Regions from separate parts of the Homo sapiens genome. Here region 2 is linked to region 1. The links are chromatin contacts, found by Hi-C or POLR2A ChIA-PET in ENCODE. All regions are on one chromosome and are shown on one strand. Each heading gives the region's core, a stretch centred on a gene start or an enhancer-like site at or near the end of the contact. The rest is flanking DNA. Distances are from core to core; before and after follow the strand shown.

Evidence for each region. A loop is a pair of places that touch in the nucleus more often than their neighbours do. ChIA-PET counts read pairs that join two places held with the same protein, here RNA polymerase II (POLR2A). Pooled maps may share reads with other maps.
Region 2: a loop to region 1 is called in a map of PC-9, with 8 times the contacts of the local background. The contact joins two enhancer-like sites. A Hi-C loop is called at or near these places in 3 of 168 maps with a recorded cell type or tissue (Calu3, PC-3 and PC-9) and 8 of 50 pooled maps. POLR2A ChIA-PET finds 5 or more read pairs at or near these places in 2 of 52 experiments (GM12878 and activated CD4-positive, alpha-beta T cell).

What each region holds. Positions count from the first base shown.
Region 1 is chr6:24,854,328-24,858,646 of GRCh38, forward strand. All of the region lies in intron 8 of RIPOR2 (RHO family interacting cell polarization regulator 2), which reads right to left. Among named protein-coding and RNA genes, the nearest start is that of ARMH2, 58 kb to the left of the region's middle. RefSeq lists an enhancer at 1,674-1,968. Within about 2 kb of position 1,809, at least 9 of the 41 ENCODE cell types and tissues checked have a DNase peak (open chromatin) inside an H3K27ac peak, as active enhancers do.
Region 2 is chr6:25,171,850-25,176,168 of GRCh38, forward strand. No RefSeq gene overlaps it. Among named protein-coding and RNA genes, the nearest start is that of CARMIL1, 110 kb to the right of the region's middle. RefSeq lists an enhancer at 2,884-3,384. Within about 2 kb of position 2,347, at least 13 of the 41 ENCODE cell types and tissues checked have a DNase peak (open chromatin) inside an H3K27ac peak, as active enhancers do.

The DNA of each region.
Region 1 (4,319 bases), core at 559-3,058:
AGTTTCACCACAGTAAAATGAAGACATGGGTGTACAGATACTTCCAGGCTGAGTGAATGGCATGTGTGCATTCGACAATGTTTCTTGGATGTCTACTGTGTCAAGCATGAATAAACGTGTGGGGACGAAGGCATGCTAGTCACATGTGCATAGCAAATGAGGAAACTAATCTCATCAACAGAGGCTTGTCAGTGACCCAGCTTTACTTTAATCAGTTGTTTCTGGCTTTAGTCAGCTGTTGTTTTCCTGCCAATCACAAAGCAAAGCACTTTACATTCCTTGGGGCCTAAAGACTAAAAGTTTTATTGAAGGAACCAAAATAATTTCATAAAAATAGGTAAAAATCTTCATCCTTTAAAAATTTTTTGAAGGAAAAAAAATAAAGTTTTATGAGATTTCCAGTTAAGAATTCAGTACAGGCTGGACGTGGTGGCTCACACCTGTAATCCCAGCACTTTAGGAGGCTGAGGTGGGCAGATCACCTGAGGTCAGGAGTTCCAGGCCATCCTGGCCAACATGGTGAAACCCTATCTCTACTAAAAATACAAAATTAGCCGGGTGTGGTGTCGGGTACCTGTAATCCCAGCTACTCGGGAGGCTGAGGCAGGAGAATCGCTTGAACCTGGGAGGCGGGGGTTGCAGTGAGCCGAGATCATGCCACTGCACTTTAGCCTGGCAACAGTGAAACTCCGTCTCAAAAAAAAAAAAAAAAAAAAAAGGAAGGACACAAAACCTTACATAGAGTATAACCTCAGCCATATATAAATGGATCCCCAGGGAAAAAAGTCTAGAAAACCATACCAAACTGTTAAAAATAATTATCTCTGGTAGGGTAGAATTAAGGAGAAAATTAAATTTTTGTCAATAAGTGGTAATTTTTATTTGATTTATAAAAAGATGATATACTTATTTTGTAATACAGAAAAAAGATGTAAAAAAGATCACATACCTTGGCAGGGAGTGTGTATACACAGAAAAGTTGGTTGGATATTTTAATAATTTTAACAAAACTTAGCACTGGGTGGAATGATTATATATGACTTTATTTTTTTTTTGTTATATTTCTCAATGTTTTAAAAAAAGAAGTTACTACTTTCAAAGTGTTTAAATAGAGATTGAAGAAGACACGAACAATTCCTCCCTGTTTACCCAGTAATTTTTTAGAGGCACTCCGAGGAAATAATTTTGATGAGCTGGTCCAGAAACAGCTGTTAGTCCTAGGCTGTTCCCACACAAAGACATCCATATGACAAATGGGTCCCTTGGTACTTCAGCCTCCTTGAGTTGCTATTTATAACCTTTGTGCTCTGGGTTGCTTTTATATTTATTTAAACGTGATTTTACCCATATAAAGATGCTGTGGATGGTATCACACAATGTGTTTTGCCTTCTACAAATAGCCCTGTTAGTACGCTGGAGACTCTTGGCCAGGCATGGTGGCTCACACCTGTGATCCTGTGCTCTGGGAGGCCAAGGCAGTAGGATCACTTGAGCCCAGGAGTTTGAGACCAACCTGGGCAACACAGTGAGACCCTATCTCTACGAAAAATTTAAAAATTAGCCAGTCATGGTGGCGTGCGCCCGTGGTCCCAGTTACTCAGGAGGTTGAGGCAGGAGGATTGCTTGAGGTTAGGAGTTTCAGGCGGCCGTGAGCCACTGAACTCCAGCCTGTGTGACAGAGCGAGACCCTCGACTCAAAAAACAAAACAAAGCAAAAAACCCAGTAAGTTGAGAGTCTTAAATGAACGCTTCTACTTTCACCTGACTTATAAACGTTGCGTGGGTAAGCTGACAGCAAAAAAGGTCCCCGGATGCTTAAAAAAGAAGCATGTGCTGTTACCATCACTTGTCAGTAGGTGGCAGAAACTCACCAGCTCGTCCGTGCCTTCCTGCCCGTGGAGCCAGCACATTTAAAAACAGCTTTCAATAATAATTAGAACACAACAACCCACTTAAAAAGACTTACTGAAATAAGAGCAGAATTAAAGAAGCCTGCATTCTACTAATAATTTTCTGCAGCATTTAGTTAGTCTTTAAAAAAAATACTTCTGAAAGAAAGTATAATCGACTTGTTTTTGTAAATCCTAAACTGGACATGCTAATTCTAATAAAATCCAAAGTGCTCTTTAAAAACCTCTGCAAATTGGTCAGGCACGGTGGCTCACACCTGTAATCCCAGTACTTTGGGAGGCCGAGGTGGGCGGATCACCTGAGGTCAGGAGTTCGTGACCAGCCTGGCTAACATGGAGAAACTCTGTCTCTACTAAAAATACAAAAATTAGCCGGGTGCGATGGTGGGCATCTGTAATCCCAGCTACTCCGGAGGCTGAGGCATGAGAATCGCTTGAACCCAGGAGGCGGAGGTTGCAGTGAACAGAGATAGTGCCACTGCACTGCAGCCTGGGTGACACAGCGAAACTCTGTCTCAAAAACAAAACAAAACCTCTGCAAATTAGTTCAGGATTAATCTATTGCCTGTTTATGTAATTACAATGGAAGACTGGTTGAAAAGAAACTGATCTGACATTGTTACTAGATAAAGGTGAATAAAGGGGAAATCCTTTGAAGGTGTTTTTCCCCCCCCTTTAAAATTACCAGAAATTTTATATCTGAAGAAAACAATGTGAGAAAGGTACTTGGTAGTGATGTTTTTTTCACTTCTCAGCCCATGTTACTAAGCAAAATTTCTTGGAACTGCTGTAGTGGCATCACTGATCCTCTGATTGTAGCAATAATGTAGCACAATGGCACTATCCAGGCACAAACAGCTTTTGTGCCGTGCTTCTTAAAGTTCTATCTGCTGTGTAAGCCACTGGTGGTACTGGCCACGGAATTAGCACTAACAGTGGGGCAATGACAGTTACAGTCTGTCTTTGAGGCCTGGCCAGGTTTCTTACAGGCTCTTGTCTGGGGGCCTGCTGGCATTTTCACAGTTGGAGAAAGCTGCAAGTGTTCTTGACAGTTTGTGATTACCAGTGCATGATCTAGAAAGCTTAATGAAAGCTTTCTAGCTTTCACTCAAAAAACCATCATGGGGGTTACCTCTGAGGATGCGCACTGGGGGCTTGCAGGGGTCATACCTTTGGATGTTTCACGGCGCTCACATATTACTGATCTAACACCTCCTCCACAGCCTCGTTTGGAGGGTGTTACAGCAGCTGCCTACTCTTGCCTGCCTTCCTTTGCTCAGACACCATTCTGCCAGAAGAACGCTCTACATCATTTTTCCCAGTTCTATGATGATCTTTCCTTCCAAGAGTCACACTTCCTACTTTAAGACAACCAAGTAGCTATACAGTCAGGAGCTCCTATTACAGGTGTTACTGATCTATTGACCAGGCATAAATAATGCAAGTTTACTAGCTCAATGGTGGTTCTTCCTTCTGAGGAAGGTTGACCTGCCCTGGAAACTGTAAGGACCAGGATATATGCACTGCCTGGAACTTAATTTGAACAAAGTAATAATTTGGAGAACTAGTTTGCTCTAAGGAACTACATCCCTTTACCTCCATCCTGTTTGATAGTTTGCAGATTAAGTGCTCTCCGTTTAGCCTGGCATTCATGGATTTTTATAGTCAGGACCCAACTAATTCTCCATAGCTCTTCTCCGAACAATCACGTCAGCCACACCGGTCTACTTGTCACCTCTGAACAGGCTTTCCTCTGTTTGGTGAATGCTATTCTGGTGCTGTTCACCATACATTACACTGGGATGCCTTCCTCTTTCCTGCTCCTCTCCCCAACTAGAGAGGTGAGTGGCAACCTTTTCCTCCTCTCCCCTCCTGCTTTTGCAGCAAACTGGGTCACACTGTTGTTCAGGTGGTCATTTGTTCCATTGAATGAGAATGCACAGCCTCATATGTCTGTTTTCTCTGGTAGACCATGTGGAACTCAAGGCCAGGGAGCAGTCATCAGAATGCAGTCAAGTGCCTGGCCAATAGCAGGCACTCAGTAAGTACTTGCTCTATTATCTTTAATGTCACTACCCCAAAAGGTTGTTTTCTAGTGTTGGGGTTGGGGCAAAAAGGGAAGTGAGGAAGGGTGTGGCACGAGGAAGTTAGTGGTTGCCAGGTCTGAGAGTATTGTGAAATAGTCTGTTTGTCAATATGTATGTTGGAAGTAGTTTTTACCAGAATGAGTAACAGATGAGAAAGCAGCTAATTGCAAAGACAATAGGATTTCTTGGCAGCATGAGGTTTCCCTTTCTCTTTATGGAGGAAGAGAAAGATTTCCATGGGGGTGTTTACCATTGAAAGCCTTCACAGATGTAGTTTCTGAGTTTGCCTGTTAGATGAGGAAAGTGGAGGAGACAGGAGTCT
Region 2 (4,319 bases), core at 1,097-3,596, 320 kb after region 1:
TTCCTCCACCTTGGTTCTAAGCATTCTCCTCTACCCCATAGTCGGGAATCTTAAGCTATTGTCTCTTTTCTCTCCTGATTCTTAAATCTTTCCTATCTGTTCCTTCCTTTAGCATCTAAATGTGTGGAAGCTTCTCCCATTTTAAAAACTGTAAAACTGGCCGGGTGCAGTGGCTCACTCCTGTAATCCCAGCACTTTGGGAGGCCAAGGTGGGCAGATCACAAGGTCAGAAGATCAAGACCATCTTGGCCAACATGGTGAAACCCTGTCTCTACTAAAAATACAAAAAAATTAGACAGGCGTGGCAGCACGTGCCCATAGTCCCAGCTACTAGGGAGGCTGAGGCAGAAGAATTGCTTGAACCCGGGAGGTAGAGGCTGCAGTGAGCCAAGATCATGCCACTGCACTCTAGCCTGGCGACAGAGTGAGACTCTGCCTCAAAAAACAAACAAACAAATAAACAAAAAAACTGTAAAACTACAATTCTTTCTTTACTTACTGTTACCATCTAGTATTAACCCTTTCTCTTTACTTTCAGAGCCAAACTTCTGGAAAGAGGTGTAGTCTCTCCACCTCTCTCTCCTCCTCTTCTTTCCATTCACTCCTTAAGCCACACACTATGGATTTCACCCTCGTCATTCCACCAAAAGCATTCTTCCTGAGGTCAAAAATATCTTTCTGGGTGGGTGCGGTGGCTCACATCTAATCCCAGCACTTTGGGAGGCCAAAGTGGGCGGATCACTTGAGTCCAGGAGTTCGAGACCAGGCTGGCCAACATGACAAAACCCCATCTCTACTAAAAATACAAGAAATTAGCCAGGCGTGGTGGTGCACACCTGTAGTCCCAGCTACTCGGGAGGCTGAGGCAGGAGAATCACTTGAACCCGGGAGGTAGAGGTTGCAGTGAGCTGAGATCACACCACTGCACTCCAGTGTGGGTGACAGAGCAAGAGTCTGCCCCCCCCCCCCAAAAAATCTTCCACATCATGATATTCAAATAATGCATTCTAGTGTAGTCAGCCCCTTCCTGGACATCTCAGCTCCATCTGGCACAGTCGATGATGTCCTCCTTTTAAAAACACTCTCCCCTTCGGCTTCATGAAACATTCCCTCATTCCCCAAATTCCACAAAACACCAAACCCTTTCCCCTTGAAGCAGACACACTGCCCTAGTCCAAGCCCACATAGCTCTCGTCTGAACCACAGCAGGAATGTCCCAACTGAGCTTCCTGTGTCTCCTCTCACCACCCTGCCCTCCAGCCCACTTGCCACATCACAGCCAAATGAGCTTTATTTAAAATATCAGATTTGATCATATCTCTCTTTAAACTCTTAATGATTTCCAACTTCCATAAGGATAAAGTCCAAAATCCTTAGCGTGGCCTGCCATAAGCATCCTGGTCTGATCTGTGCCTGCCTCTCTAGACTCAGGTCAAATCACCCTCCCCAGCCCTCTCTCCATTCTGGCCGGTGTGATCTTCTTATGGTAAAAAAAAAAAAAAAAAAAAAAAATATTGCATGGACTTTCTCATTTCAGCTGTTCTCTCAGCTTGGAGTGGTCCCCCTCCTCATCTTTGCCTGGCTAACTCCTACTCACTACTCAGATTTCAACTTAAATGCCACTTCATCTAGAAATCTGATTCCCAAGGAATTGGTTAAAGCCCAATATGATCATACAGCTTGTATAGCACTGTAGTTCTTCTTAACAGTCAGCACACCAATTATTACTTATCCAAGGTTTACCTTTACCCCTAGACATGACTGAATGAGAGCAGGGGCCATGCCTGTCTTGTTCATTGCAATGTCCCCAACACCTGGCATGGTGCATATTTTTAATGAATTAAGAAATGAATGAATATACTGAATGCATTAAGAACAATTAAGAGGGACACCTAAACCAGTCTGTAACAGGAAAATGAAGGCCAAGCATTTTCCAAATCTATAATACTATGATTTCTGGAGGAAGAATGCATAGAAAGAGCCAGATGCTTGTAAAGGACAGGTGTATTTACAGAAACAGCAAAGGTGTGTAGAAGGGTTTTAAAAGAATGATTGTTATTCTGAAGTGCTGTAAAATACAGCAGGATCTATGGTGTGAACAAAATCTAATAACTCTGGCCAGTAGCATGTTCTGAGAGAACATATGTTATAGTAGATGAATTTATGTTGCATATGTTTAGCTAAGTAAAGGATACTTACACAATCACTTCTAGAATGAGTCATCTGGAATTAGCTCATGCCCATAAATCAACACAACCCAGGCCTGAAAGAATCAAGGCCTTATACATGCAAGAATTTGACATTTAAAACAAAAAAAAAAGCAGCATTAGCAATCCATAAAAAATGTTAAATCATAAATGTCTAGAGCTGTAAGGAACCTTATATTATCCAGCTCAACCCCGCTACACCTCCTATCATTCTCATCCCAGGGGTGTGTAATATGGGAAGCTGAGGCCCTAGGAGGTTAAGTCACTTTCCTCTGGTTACATGTCTACTTTGTGGCTAAACTGGTCGTAGAAACTGGGTCAGCTGGGCACAGTGGCTCATGCCTGTAATCCTAGTACTTGGGAGTCCAAGGCGGGCAGATCACGAGGTCAGGAGTTTGAGACCAGCCTGGCCAATGTGTGGAAACCCATCTCTACTGAAAATACAAAAATTAGGCAGGTGTGGTGGGGTGCGCCTGTAGTCCCAGCTACTTGGGAGGCTGAGGCAGAAGAATCACTTGAACCCAGGAGGCAGAGGTTGCAGTGAGCCGAGATCTCACCACTGCACTCCAGCTTGGGTAACAGAGTGAGACTCCGTCTCAAAAAAAAAAAAAAAAAAGAAAGAAAGAAAAAAGAAAACAGGTCTGTATTTCAATGCCTCCTAATTATCTGTAACTTTTGATTCTGTAAACTTCAATAAGACTACTCCAAACCATGGCCTGAAGGTGGTTTTCTGGAAACCCTTACCTTCCTCCAGTCTTGATACCGATTCACTATATAGCATATCCTGCGTGAAGAGAAGCCTGTGGGTGCTGCTAACCTCAACACCTACCCCGTACCACCCACACTGCCGAGGGGCTTAGGAGTTCCTAATGGCAGTAACTGAAACACTTTGAGTAACTCCTTTAAATGATGTCCTGTTCTGTGGCATTAAGTAACATCGCTCTCATCTGTCCTTTGTGATTTCTCAGTCTCCCTGCTGTCGTATTTGGGAAATATAAATATTTGGGAATAAACAAACAATGTAAATAAATGTTTGGGAAACTTCTTGTGTTATAGAACATTATAGAAAATATACATATTTGTTTTCATCTATCTATATAGATATATAGATATATATATCTTCTGCATCATGATATTCAAATAATGCATTTTAGTCAGCCCCTTCCTGGACATCTGAGCTCGTTTGGCACAGTCGATGATGTTCTCCTTCACAGTTAGTTCCTGGTTCATAACTCCCACATCCCTTGTTACAGTCTTTCGTTATAATGCTGGGTGTGTTAGGTCTCAGGGGCAGGCCTCAGGAAATAATCTCTTTCCTGCATTCCTTTTACCTGACCCAAGGCAGGATTCTAATGTTCCCTGTCTTTCTGATTGTGGGTCTTAAGAGTCTCCCCGATGAGGGCCTCGCCTCATACCCTGGGGGAAGGAATGCTGATGTCACGAAGTTTCCATAAAAATCCAAGAGGACTGGGTTCAGGGAGCTTCTAGATAGCTGAACACATGGAGGCTCCTGGAGGGTGGAGCCCAGGGAGGGCATGGAACTCTGCATCCCTTCCCCTATGTCTCTCCCTATGTGTTTCTTCATCTGTATTCTTAGTAATATTCCTTATAATAAACAAGTAAATTTAAGTGTTTCCCTGAATTCTGTGAGCTGCTCCAGAAAATTAATCAAACCCAAAGAGGGGATTCCTGGGAATCTCAACTTCAAGCTAGTTGGTCAGAAGTTTCAGAGGCCCAGACTTGCAACTGGTGTAGAGGAGACAGTCTTGGGGACTGAGACCCAACCCATGGGATCTGACGCCATCTCTAGGTAGATAGTGTAAGAATCGAATTGGAGGACATTTGGCTGGTGTCCACTGCTTGAAGTGTGGCAACCAACCCCCTAACCCCCAACATATTTGGTCATAGAAGCCTTCTGTGTTGATTGTTGTAGTGTGAGAGTAAAGACACAGTTTGAGAGAGTTTCTCCCTGCACAGCCACTGATTGCACACTTTAGAATGGCTAAGGTGATAAAGTTTGTGTTATGTACATTTTATGACAATAAAAAATAATTACTCAACAACTTCCAGCTCCAGCCATGATGGTAAGCCCCACTCCTCCTAGATCCTCCC